Linked DNA regions of Mus musculus: region 2 is linked to region 1. Evidence: chromatin loops called from intact Hi-C (ENCODE). Cell type or tissue: heart. All regions are shown on one strand. Links, peaks and the distances in the headings refer to the core of each region. The heading gives the core; the rest is flanking DNA.

The links. Peaks named below come from ENCODE experiments on the same cell type or tissue, not always from the same donor. Only the 100,000 strongest peaks of a DNase experiment are listed, where the experiment ranks them.
Region 2: it touches region 1 in a loop (4-fold over the local background); 3 of 42 quality-filtered maps call a loop at or near these places.

The regions. Positions count from the first base shown.
Region 1 is chr9:51,160,659-51,163,567 of GRCm38, reverse strand. The region is part of intron 1 of Gm32742; the gene reads left to right. Among named protein-coding and RNA genes, the nearest start is that of Gm32742, 6.7 kb to the left of the region's middle. In heart, for the core only: a CTCF peak has its summit at 1,667 (motif pointing left); a DNase peak (open chromatin) is centred at 1,647; H3K27me3 peaks cover 928 bases.
Region 2 is chr9:51,277,310-51,280,218 of GRCm38, reverse strand. Colca2 (COLCA2 homolog) reads left to right here and starts at 1,665. Exons shown (of 5, transcript NM_001195681.1): 1 at 1,665-1,879; 2 at 2,529-2,623. The coding sequence starts at 2,564. It overlaps Gm32819 (a long non-coding RNA gene), which reads right to left. Exons shown (of 9, transcript XR_003948163.1): 3 at 2,827-2,868; 4 at 1-2,681. In heart, for the core only: CTCF peaks have their summits at 965 and 1,603; DNase peaks (open chromatin) are centred at 1,078 and 1,608; H3K4me3 peaks cover 1,727 bases; H3K27ac peaks cover 1,761 bases; H3K27me3 peaks cover 39 bases.

The DNA.
Region 1 (2,909 bases), core at 177-2,676:
TTGGGTGTCACGTCCCAACATTTGAGCTATTCATGTCTACCTGTCTCCCACCTTGGCTGTGAACTCCAAGACTATATATACTCTATTGCCTGTATCTCATAAGCATTTGGACAAAGTCAGGTTATTGAGTTGAAGGTGTGGTTTAATCTTTGAAACCTCCATAATTAATGGTCTGGGGACAGAAGAGTTAATGGAAAGGGAAAGGAAAGATGAGTTAAAACTAAGGGACCAAAACAGACCCATCACCCAGACCCCAGGATGCTAACCAATGTCCTTAAAGGGAGTCAAAGCTCCCTGGGGAAATGGCTGATTGAATGAACAGCTACGGCAGGAAAGAGACAAGAAGAGCTTGAGATCTTGTGATGCCAAAAGAGGTAAGAAAGTGCATATGAGCACGAGAGAGAGAGAGAGAGAGAGAGAGAGAGAGAGAGACTGTGGAGTGGGTCAAATGAACTCTCTAGCCAACAAGTGCAGTATGGCAAGGGAGGAATTACAGTGGAGAAAACCTAACAGTCAGATGACCAAGGGCAACGTAAGTGCTGTCATGCCATGTTCAGAGCATTTGTCTTTGTTCCATTATAAAGAAAACATCACTTTATTGGTGTGGTGTTCTAAAAGATAAAAAACACTCCAGACCAATGACGATAGAGATTTCTAGTGAATCCCACCCAGCTAAGGCCTGTTTTACAGAGCACTTGTGTATGTAGATTGCCAAAAGTAAAGAGACTCTCGAGAAACTTTCCCAGTTAAAGGGAGGCAGGGACATGACTAAGTACAATGTTTGACCCTGGAATAGACAAGGCAGTGTGAACATAGTATGGCCATTAGCTAAAGTACTCACCCGGTATCTATAATTACTAGGAGTGGGACACACGGGAACTCTAAGAGGTTCTGCAAATCTGAAATTGTTCTTTAGAAACTAAGCTTATTAAAATACATACTTACTGTCATATTCCAGGAAAAACTTAACTTTGTAGTTAGACCCACAGAAAATCAAAGCTGAGTGAGACAACCCAGGACACCAACAGAAACCTGGGAACTGGTAGTGTTAGGAAATGGCAGAAATGACAGTTGGAAGCCAGGCACTTAAAGGTGGTGCAGGACTTGAATCCCGGCACTCAAGAGGCAGAGTCAGGCGGATCTCTGAGTTCCAGGCCTGCCTGGTCTGCAGAGTGAGTTCCAGGAAGCCAGGGTCACACAGAGAAACCCTGTCTCAAAAATCAAACAAACAGATGGACAGACAGAAGTGATAGTTGGAACCAGGGGAGATACAGTAGGCCTGGCAGTGACCAGCTATCAGACAACTTGAACAAAAAGACAAGGCCCAGCACTAAGCCCCCTTAGGAGCTTCATGCCAGAGAAGGACTATGTGACATAGGTGAGCCTGCAAAATGGTGCTGGGCTAATGTGGAGTAAAACCCAAGGCCGGTTAGTGTGACTATATTTAAATGCGTTCAAAAGAGTGTCTGCTTAAACTTTAAAAAGACATACACACACACACACACACACACACACACACACACACACACACACACACACACACACCTGCTAACAGCATTTTCTCTCCTCCCTCATTCTAGCAGATACCTACACCCCACTGCTTGGTCCATGCCAGCTCACCAATTCCTGCAAGCTCACAGTGCCACCTACTGGCAAGACAAAAAGCAGGCAGGGCGAACGGCTCAGCAACAAAATAGCTGAAAAGAGTCAGGTGCCTATCAAGGGTCTCTCACAGGCTGAGGGACTCTGCAAAGCAGTGGCCCTACAGGAAGCTATCAGCCTGGAGGACAGTGAGCACTTAAATCTAAATTTCCCCCTCAAAAGAGTCTCTACAAGGAGCCTTTACTTCTACACCTCGTAATTCTCTTTCCAGCCCTGACTGCAAAATAGCATCCAGCGATCGATCCTTCTGAGCTTCTAGGACATCCTTTTAAGTATCACCACACCCAGAAAGGAGCCTAGAAAATAGATAATAGGTCGAAATAATGATAGATCAAAAGACCAAAACTGGTTAAGTGAATGGAATTCCCTTGAACTGGGGTCACTTGTCTGGGTGTCAAGTGGGTGATCTCTTCTTAAAAGCAATCAATTGTAAGTTACTTGAAGGGAACATTGATGAATAACACAGGGCAAATCAAAATCCATTTCTGCTTCCTCCTCCTCCTCTTCCTTCTCCTCCTCCTCTTCCTCTTCTTCATCTTCCTCCCCCTCCCTCTCTTTTAAATTAGGCCTCACTGCAATGTGATATATTGAATTTTTCTGAAGGCTTCTAAGCAACCATCCATCACACAGAGCACTGAACCTGATCTGGGTTTACGCTCTTCACGATACTTCTGGTCTTGTGGGCATCAGTGATTTTTCACAGCAGCCATAAAGAAAGCTGGGCAGTATTACCCACTATCACTTTTTATAAGCAATAAAGCAATGGATTATTCCATTTTGAGAGCCTGCTTTTCTCAGCCGCATCCACTGCTCATCTTCTCTGGGGAATCACCTGGTTGCACCAGGGACTCTGGCTGCTTTGCAGTTTCCAGTGACTTCTTGTATGCATGGTCTAGGAGCACTTGAACGGCGTCACCCATCTGTTAAAACTGAATTTCAGTCCAGAATGGGGCTCCGACTTTTTCACTATAAATGAGGGGGAAGAGCTAGATGGCTCCCTAAGGGTTTGTGAGTGTGTGTTGTATTGTGTGTCCTGTAGCAGAGACAAAAACTGTAATCTCTCTACCTTATCTCTCATGGGGTTTGCACCCAGAATGCTTAAAGGAGTCTGACTATTTGGCCTTGTGAAAGGAAAATGCTGGAACAACCCTTGGCTTCACTCTGCCCAATGCTAAGCTTGCTGGCTCATGCTGCTCGGGAGGAAAGGTAGAGGAGAAGAGAAAAGGAGCCATGGAGTTGCATGGTCT
Region 2 (2,909 bases), core at 323-2,822, 120 kb before region 1:
CTCTTTGCTGTGCCACACCCTCTGTCTGCCATGTTCATTCCCCAAAACCTGCCATTTCCCCTTAAAATGGAGAGTGGACAAGAGAGATTCAATGTGGCTGTCCAACCTGGTTCAGGTGGTCCACAGGGAACAGCCTAGGTCAGTGGGGACTTCAGGGCAGCCTTTGAGGCACTAACATAGAGCATCTTTGAGGACACCTGCTCTGCCTGTGGGCAGGTGGACAAAATGTTTAAAATAGGAGAAAAGCAAGGGTCAGGACCCAAAGGGATCTCCCTCTCTGTTTCTCTGGACTCTCTGTGAGGTGCCTGTGTGCAGGATTTCTGCAGAAGATAGTCCATTTTGTTAAGCCTTTGAATATTCAAATTGAAAGTATCGCGCAATCATTGATTGTCAAATCATGGGTTTCTAGAGGTTTTAAATACTTGGCATGAGGGGGAAAAAACTCAAACCTATACCCGAAGGTATAAAACATTAATTCTGTGTGTCTCCTGATCCAGGGACCTGGGTGCTGCCTCGTGTTTTGTGAAACTTTAAAAATGTCGCATCTCTGCCTTTCTCCCTGCACAGGAGCCTTCCTAGGTGCTGAGTCTCTGAAGCTGCAGCATCCAGTCTCCAGCCCAGCTCCTGCTGACCAGGATGTCGGGTAACTCAGATGCTTTTCCAGGGGTCGGGTCATGAGGGCCAGGGGCACTTGGATCCGAGTGTATTTCCTCTGCTTTTCCTGCGTATAACAGAGAGGCACAAAGTCAGGGAATAATAGTCAGGGCCGGGCATGGATCCAGAGAGGACGCGATCCCGCTGTGTCGGGTCCCTCTGGGTGACTGCCCCCCAGAGCAGAGGCCCAGAGACCCATAAGGCCACTCCGGACAATCGAGTCCCCCACGCCCCTGCCTGCCCTTTCACTTTTCCACCTTGGAGTCCTGGGAATTTGGAGGCGCCGACCTTGTGAGCCCAGAAGCGGCGGCGCGGGGGAGCTAGAGGCTCACGGTGAGCCCTGGACTGGAGCAGGACGCACCCGGCAGGGAACTGGGCTGGGGCTGGTCCCGCGTGGACCCCGAGGCGCGCCCGCGCTGCCTGCAGATCCCAGAGCCGACCCAGACAGTGGGGATGGGAGGAAAGGAGACTGGAGCGGAGTGGGCGCGTCCTGGCACTGCAGCAAGACAAACCGATGCCCAGGACCGGGAAGAACAGCGCACTAACTTTCCTTAGGGATCCTAACTTTCAGGATCTGGCTCGTGGGTGGGGGTCTCCCTGCTGTCCAGCCGCGGTCCCTACACTAACCAGGCGAGGCGCTGGTGGCCTGGCACTGTCTCCAAACGCCTAGGCCAGGGGCCACTGTGCTCCGCCCCTCCCCGTGATTCTAATAAGCGCTCTCTCCAGGGTCAAGGTCGGGTGGGAGTCACACTGGGCTTCTAAGTCAAACTCTATTCGGAAAGTGCCTCTGCCGGGTCTAGCCTGGCCTAACAACCAGTCAGACCTACTCACTGCGCTCTGCCGGGACCCCAGGCGGTCACCGGTCCCTCCCAGCCGACCCCCGCCTAGCACAGCCGGCTACTTGGGCTCTCCCAGGTCTCCCGGCCCAGCTCTGCCGGCTCAGGGGCGGCCCCTTCCGGAGGGCTGCCTCTAGGCGACTGCGCGGTCCTAGGGAGCCTCGGGATGCCATTACTCCAGAGCTGCAGCTCTTGCTGGAGAACTCTCCACAGCTCAGTTCTCCAAAAGCCTGCACCGGAAAGGGAGGGGGTGGGAAGAGATGAAGAGAGCGACAGAGTCGGAGACTAGAGGGAGGAAGGGGGTGAGGAAGAAAAGACATTTTTGAAAAAGAGAAAGGACCGACAGGAGACTATTTCCCGATCTTGGCTCCTTTTCTGGGGTCAGTGCAGTAAGTCCTTAACAGGGCCAGGACAGACTGACTGCCCCGACCCCTGTAGCTTGTCGCTTGTTTCAGGGCTTGCTTCCAGACCAAGGGCACCACAAATAAAGGTTGTACTTCCCCAGAAGCCATGCCTGGATTGATAGAGGAATACAGTGGGGCGGGGGGCATGGGGAGAGGGGCTGTTGTTCACATTATGGTGAGGTCCGCGAGATCAGTTGGAAACAGAGAGCACCCCAGATCCACAAGCTGAGCCGGAACCCCAGATTTAATATCGTAGCCAAAATAGCAGGCTTGTTTGACCTCCCTCCACATTCCAGAGCAGAACAGCTGGTACTGTCCTGAGGATGGGGCCCAGCTAGGGATGAATAATTTCATAGATGCCCACAGATACTGTTCCCACTAGGACCCTGAAGCACCTGCCTGTGCTTAACCTTTTCTAGTTTGAGAAATGTGGGTATTTTTTAACGTTATCTTTTCTTTCTTTTTCTTCTTCTTCTTTTTTTTTCTTTTCTTTTTCTTTTTTCATTCTCTTCGTGTGTTCTGCAAAGGTAGAAACTTGGCCTTGGGTATCCTAGCCTTACCAAGGGAACCCTCACTGTATCCCCTTGACACCCAAGCTTTGAAACTGACCACTAACCCTGTTGCCTCTCCCCAGAAAAACCTAAGGTGTATCAAGGCGTCCGTGTGAAGATGACCGTGAAAGAGCTTCTGCAGCAAAGAAGGGCACACCAGGCCACCTCAGGGGCAAACGTAAGCACCACCCTCTCCGTCTCTGTCCCTCCCAGTCCATCGAAGGCTTCGTTCAGCCCTGTGTCAGGGAAGATGCAGAGGCCACCCATAAGCACAGCCCTGTTCAGGGATTCTTACATCTGTCCCCAACTTCCCAGGTCACCATAGGCAGCCACCAAAACCTGTGGGACATGGTGTAGGGCTCAGGACTGTGGGAGGCTCACCTCTCACTGCTCATAGCTGAGTGGGGAAGGCTTCTTGGTCCTCTGCAAGGAAGAGAGGCAGCCAACAGGTTAAATATGTTTTT